Regions from separate parts of the Homo sapiens genome. Here region 1 is linked to region 2. The links are chromatin contacts, found by Hi-C or POLR2A ChIA-PET in ENCODE. All regions are on one chromosome and are shown on one strand. Each heading gives the region's core, a stretch centred on a gene start or an enhancer-like site at or near the end of the contact. The rest is flanking DNA. Distances are from core to core; before and after follow the strand shown. Region 1 overlaps LOC124901426 (a long non-coding RNA gene). Region 2 overlaps PPIL4 (peptidylprolyl isomerase like 4).

Region 1 (2,858 bases), core at 103-2,602, 360 kb after region 2:
AACTTGGCATCTCTGATCTTGTTGATCCTCTAGTTTACTTCTCTGCTGCTCACTTACTTCTCTTATTCAACCAGTCTCCTTTCTGTTCCTTGGGCACATCCGGCTTGCTCCTGCCTCAGCACCCTTGCATCTGCTCTTCCATAAGCCTAGAAGGCAGCTTACCCTAATATCCATGTGGCTCTCCCTTTTCTCCTTCACATTTTTACTCAAATGTCATCTTCCCTCATCTCCCTATTTTAAATGGCATCCTTCTTTGGCCTCCCTAATCCTCTTGCCTGCTTTATTTGTATCCATAGTGCTTCTTGACATCTAACATATATTTTCCTTACTTATTTTGTTTACTGTCTCTCTCCACTAGACTGTAAGGTCAAGGAGAGCAGAACATTTTGCCGGCTTTGTTTACCTCTGAAGAAACTAGAATAGTGCCTGACATACAGTTACCATTCAAAAAAAAAATGTTGAATGAACGAATGGATGAATGGATCATTCTTAATGACTTCATCATCTGTATAGATCTTAATTTACCCAGTTCACTCACTGGTGGACATTTGTTTCGATTCGTTTCCATCATGAAAAAAGCATCCTCAAATATCCTTGTGAAAACATTTTTGGGGACAATCTTCTAATTCTAATGGAACTGATGTTTCCCAAAAGAGAAAATGGAGTTTAATAACTGTAACAACACTAATAAACAGAATTTCATTGTTTTGACTTTATCTTAGGGCTACAAAGCTTGCAAAATACACATGAGAAAATAGATGTCAACTGAAGAACCACAAATACATTTCCTTCTCAAAACGTCGAGGTGAGGTTTGTGTGAACGCATGCCGAAGTACATGAAGGAAGTTGAGAGAAAAGTTCTTATCTTTCTCCTGTGTACAATCCATCCTCCCTCTTTGTTATTTACTGTCCTGGCAACAGCCGAGAAACTCTAATTTCACTTTGACTCCTCTTTAATCCCCATCACCACAATCCATCATAAGGTGTCATCTTCATGTGTGAATGCTGGTGCTTATCATCTCTTACATTTTTTTCTTCTCTATATTTCCCTTCCCAGTCCCTGCCTGCCCTATTTAGCTCTTGTCTTAGCTGAATCCCTGCAAAGCTAAAAGCTAAAAGAAAAGCTGAAAGAATCATTTCCCCAAACTATTTCCCCAAATTCCGTACCCAAAGGGATTCTAATCTGGAAACCTTCTTGCAGAATGAACCCATGTCATCCGGGGTCTGGAGCACATTGGGGCAGTCTCTGAAAAATGCTTAAATTAAATTAGGACTGGGTGCAGTGACTCATTCCTGTAATCCCAGCTACTCAGAGGTCTTGAGCCCAGGAGGTCGAGGCTGCAGTAAGCTATGATCACACCACCGCACTCCAGTCTGGGCAAGAGAATGAGATCCTGTCTCTGAAAAATAAAAATGTTGCCTCAACTGCATAAGTGATTTTGTTTATGAAAACATGTGAGACATTTGTGGGGGACCCCAGGAAATATTTGGATGGAATTTAGAGGTGCCCAAGGTCTTGCACGAGCAGGTAGGGGTAATAAGTCATTACATTTTGGATTATTGCTGTTACTGTAACAGCATCTGCATATCCTCAGTGAGGTCTGCATTGGACAGAGACAAATGCAGTGACATTTTAGAAATCTTAAGCTAGCAACCAGCACTGAAATGTTTTTTATTTGTCAATCCCTGCATGTCAGAAACAATTGGAAACTCCTTAACCTATAGTTTCAAGATGTTTGTAAATTCTTTTTTCTTTATTTTAGATACTTTATAGTCTAAGAATAATTTTTATCTCCAGCTCATCCTCTAGCCAAGTGTCTAATGCCTTTGTGAATTTATAATTCAAAATTAATTCCCCCCCGAGTTAGCCTTGTATAAACAAATGATTATAGAAATGATAAAACAAATGTCAAAGTAAAATATTAAAGGGTACAGAATTTCACGAATGAAAAGACATAAAAGTGTTGCAATCTGGGTGGGGCAGGGAATTGGAGAGGAGTGTGGGTATGCAGAAAAACGTTATGAAAGTATTTCAGTAAGTGATTGGATAAGAAGACAGAGTCTAAGTTAAATCAGGGCTCAACTTGTTGGCTTGTGGCTTGGGCAGTATCATCTGGTCAGCAGTGGCCAGTCCAATGTCAAAATCTTTAAGTGGACATGTCCCAGTTCCTGTGGCCAGCCAGAGGTGCTAATGCTGGCCTTCACTGGGCAAGTGTGTAAATCCAGAACAAAAATTCTAATGTAATATTGCTATTGTTATGTAGGGTATGTATTTGTAGGGATTGTATGAATGTAGTAAGTTTTGTCATTACTATACCACTTTAAATATGCTTTATCTGATTTTAAGATATGTGAGATTAAAGTAATTGACTTTATTAATGGAACAGAACAGAGGCCTCAAAAATAACACCACACGTCTACCACCATCTGATCTTTGACAAACCTGACACACACAAACAATGGGGAAAAGATTCCCTATTTAATAAATGGTGTTGGGAAAACTGGCTAGCCACATGCAGAAAACTGAAACTGGACCCCTTCCTTACACCTTATAGAAAAATCAACTCAAGATGGATCAAATACTTAAACATAAGACCTAGAAAACCTAGAAGAAAATCTAGAAGAAAACCTGGGCATAAAATCCTAGAAGAAAACCTGGGCATAAAATCCTAGAAGAAAACCTGGGCAATACCATTCAGGACATAGGTGTGGGCAAAGATTTCATGTCTAAAACACCAAAAGCAATGGCATTAAAAGCCAAAATTGACAAATGGGATCTAATTAAACTAAAGAGCTGCACAGCAAAAGAAACTACCATCAGAGTGAACAGGCAACCTACAGAATGGGAGAAATTTTTT
Region 2 (2,700 bases), core at 82-2,581:
GCATGTTGGGAAGCTGAGGCAGGAGAATCGCTTGATCCCAGAGTTCAAGACCAGCCTGGGCAACATAGGAGGCCCTGTCTCTATAAAAATTTTAAATAAAAGAAAAAAGTAGTAGTAGTTAATATTTTTTGGTCCTTACAATGTAAGGTGGGTTCTTTTATCCCCCTTTCACACAACAAAGTGAGAACAAAAATTGTTACTTGCCCATAGTTTTACACAGCTAGTAAGTAGTGGAACCACAGTTTAGTTTCATAGTTGAAACTAACTACTCTTAACTTGAAACATACTCCTAACTACTTTTGCTCGTCTTCTTACCTGGGGTATATTCTCATCAGTTTTCTTTCCTAAACTCTAATGTTATTTTAATAAAATTTGTCCCATAGTATAATATTCCAATGTGATCTAATAGGAACACATCTCCTCCTTCTTAAATGTCTGTACTCTATTACTTTAGTCTGAGGTCGCATCAGTCTTCTTTACTGGTGGCTGTATCACATTCCTGTGAATGTTTAGCATGTTTTCCACTAAAAACTCTGAATTCTTTCCCCCTCCATGTGCTGCTTTTAGCTCCAGCTTTTCATCCTGCACTTGTACATGGAACCGTCCATGAATTTAAGCCTGAGATAAATAAACATTGGTGTGTTTGAGATAATCAGAGGTCTAAAAAATTTCAGACTGGTTGTGTTTTTTTTGTGTGAGTCTTTCTGATTCTGCTGTTTGATTACTTGAAACCTTACAGTAGCAAATATCCTTCTCATTTTGCATGGAGTAAAAGCATCAAGATTTTGGGGGAATGCTATTAGTATTTTTAAAAAGATTTTAAGGCAATTTTAAGTTGAAATTTTAAGGCAATATTAACTATAAAATTATTAAATTCTGAATAATGATCTCCTAACTTCTCCCCTTAAAGTATATTAAATTTTAAAAAGTTTTGTACTTTGATTTAATGATATAGCTACATTAATTTTCTCTTCTTCCTAATAAAACTCAGCATCAGTATTTAAGATTTTAATGGCCCCCCGATTTTTTATTATTTTGTTTTTTATTTTTTAAAATTCATTAAAGAGAATTTTCAGTACTAGACAAATTTCAGCTATAGTTCATATTTTCCTGTTTGTCGGTGTTTTGCTTAGTGAGTCTGGTTTCCCAAGAGTATTTTAACTTATTTCTTCAAATTCTTTGTTTTTTATTGAGTAACTAGCCTTACTAATCAATTCGAAAACGTTTGTTTAATTTTCCACCTCATGTCTTAATTCCAGAGATGGTTTTTGTGTTGTTGAGGTTTGGGTTTTACTGGGGTTACAGGAAATGCGTATTCAGCTGGGGGTTGCCTTGCTGAGAAGTATTCATGCTGGTTGTCAGTTTTCCACTGGGGTTTTCATAGTGTTTGTATTCTTGACTGTACTTTTTCTGTCATTTTAGTGATTTAATGTTATCTTGGTGACTAAGATTTAACCAGATCTTTGATTTAGTCCCAGAGACTTGAGCAAGGATAGCTTTTAATTAGATTAGACTTTTTTTGATTGCTTATTTCAAGTCATTTGCTAGGTTAATTGCTTTAAATTGGCCATTTTGTGTTCTTCGTTTTTTCTTTTCTTTTTTTGCCACATGGTAGTTTAATCATCTTGTCTTATGTTTTAAATGTATAAATAATATAACTTTTAAAAATTCATACTGGAAAGGACCTAGACCTTATCTAATTCATTTATCTCACTTTAGATATGAAGATACTGATCCCACAGGCCCTTAGGCCTTTATAGTGGGAGAGCTAGAATTTTAACATTTATTTGGTTCAGTCAGGTGTTGGATTTTTTCCCCATTATTCTGTACCACTCCCCCCTTTTTAATTTTGGATGTCAAGTTAAATTATCTCCAACCTGTGCAGATCTCTTGAGTCTCAGTTTCCCTATTTCTAGAATGAGGATATTGCACTCCTAAAGCTCTTAGCACTGTGTTAGCATGTACTTGGAGGATCTCCTCTTACATGGCTTCATTCAGCCACTTTAACTTTTCCCCTTCATACATACAGGGCTCATTTTTCCTTGCTTTTCAGTTTTCACTTACACTACTTTCATTAGCCTTCTTGCAGCCCATTCAGACCCAAGCTCACTTACCCTTTGAGGCTCATCTGAAATCCTAACTTCTCCATGAAACCTTCTCTAATTATTCTAACCTTAAGAGTACTTGTTTGACACATCTCCTAAATGTCAAAGACTATTTGAACCCAGATCTACCTGACTTCAAAGCTTGTGTAGCTTTGAAAACTACTCCCGAGTAGGAGTGATTTTAAAGTTTCAGTCCAATTCAAATATTCAGCTTCCTCAAATTTTTAAAAGAATGAAGTGCTACATAATCTTTTATCTCTTCTATTTTAAATACTCAAAGCACTTAAGTGCCCATTTGTATAATAACATACTGAGGATTTTATAAATTTATACATCAGCCAGCAGTCTCGGCATTTTAAAAGTTTGTCTCAACCAATACAGAAATAAGTACAAGATGTACAGATATAATAGTATATGAATATTTCTATTTTGTATATGTTATAGGAAGCACAAAAATTCTTTTATCTCAGAATGTCATATTTTACTAGAAAATTGATGGCAAAAGGCTAAACCAAAATGCCTACTCATTTTTTCTACCTCAGGGACTCTTATAATATGACAAGAACTATTGGGATTGTGTGGAAAATCACAAATC

Evidence for each region. A loop is a pair of places that touch in the nucleus more often than their neighbours do. ChIA-PET counts read pairs that join two places held with the same protein, here RNA polymerase II (POLR2A). Pooled maps may share reads with other maps.
Region 1: a pooled map shows a loop between it and region 2 (3-fold over the local background). The contact joins two enhancer-like sites. A Hi-C loop is called at or near these places in 1 of 168 maps with a recorded cell type or tissue (naive thymus-derived CD4-positive, alpha-beta T cell) and 11 of 50 pooled maps. POLR2A ChIA-PET finds 5 or more read pairs at or near these places in 3 of 52 experiments (activated CD4-positive, alpha-beta T cell, activated naive CD4-positive, alpha-beta T cell and naive thymus-derived CD4-positive, alpha-beta T cell).

What each region holds. Positions count from the first base shown.
Region 1 is chr6:149,146,573-149,149,430 of GRCh38, reverse strand. All of the region lies in intron 1 of LOC124901426 (a long non-coding RNA gene), which reads right to left. Among named protein-coding and RNA genes, the nearest start is that of TAB2-AS1, 110 kb to the left of the region's middle. Within about 2 kb of position 1,352, at least 3 of the 41 ENCODE cell types and tissues checked have a DNase peak (open chromatin) inside an H3K27ac peak, as active enhancers do.
Region 2 is chr6:149,507,327-149,510,026 of GRCh38, reverse strand. The region is part of intron 12 of PPIL4 (peptidylprolyl isomerase like 4); the gene reads left to right. Among named protein-coding and RNA genes, the nearest start is that of ZC3H12D, 24 kb to the right of the region's middle. Within about 2 kb of position 1,331, at least 2 of the 41 ENCODE cell types and tissues checked have a DNase peak (open chromatin) inside an H3K27ac peak, as active enhancers do.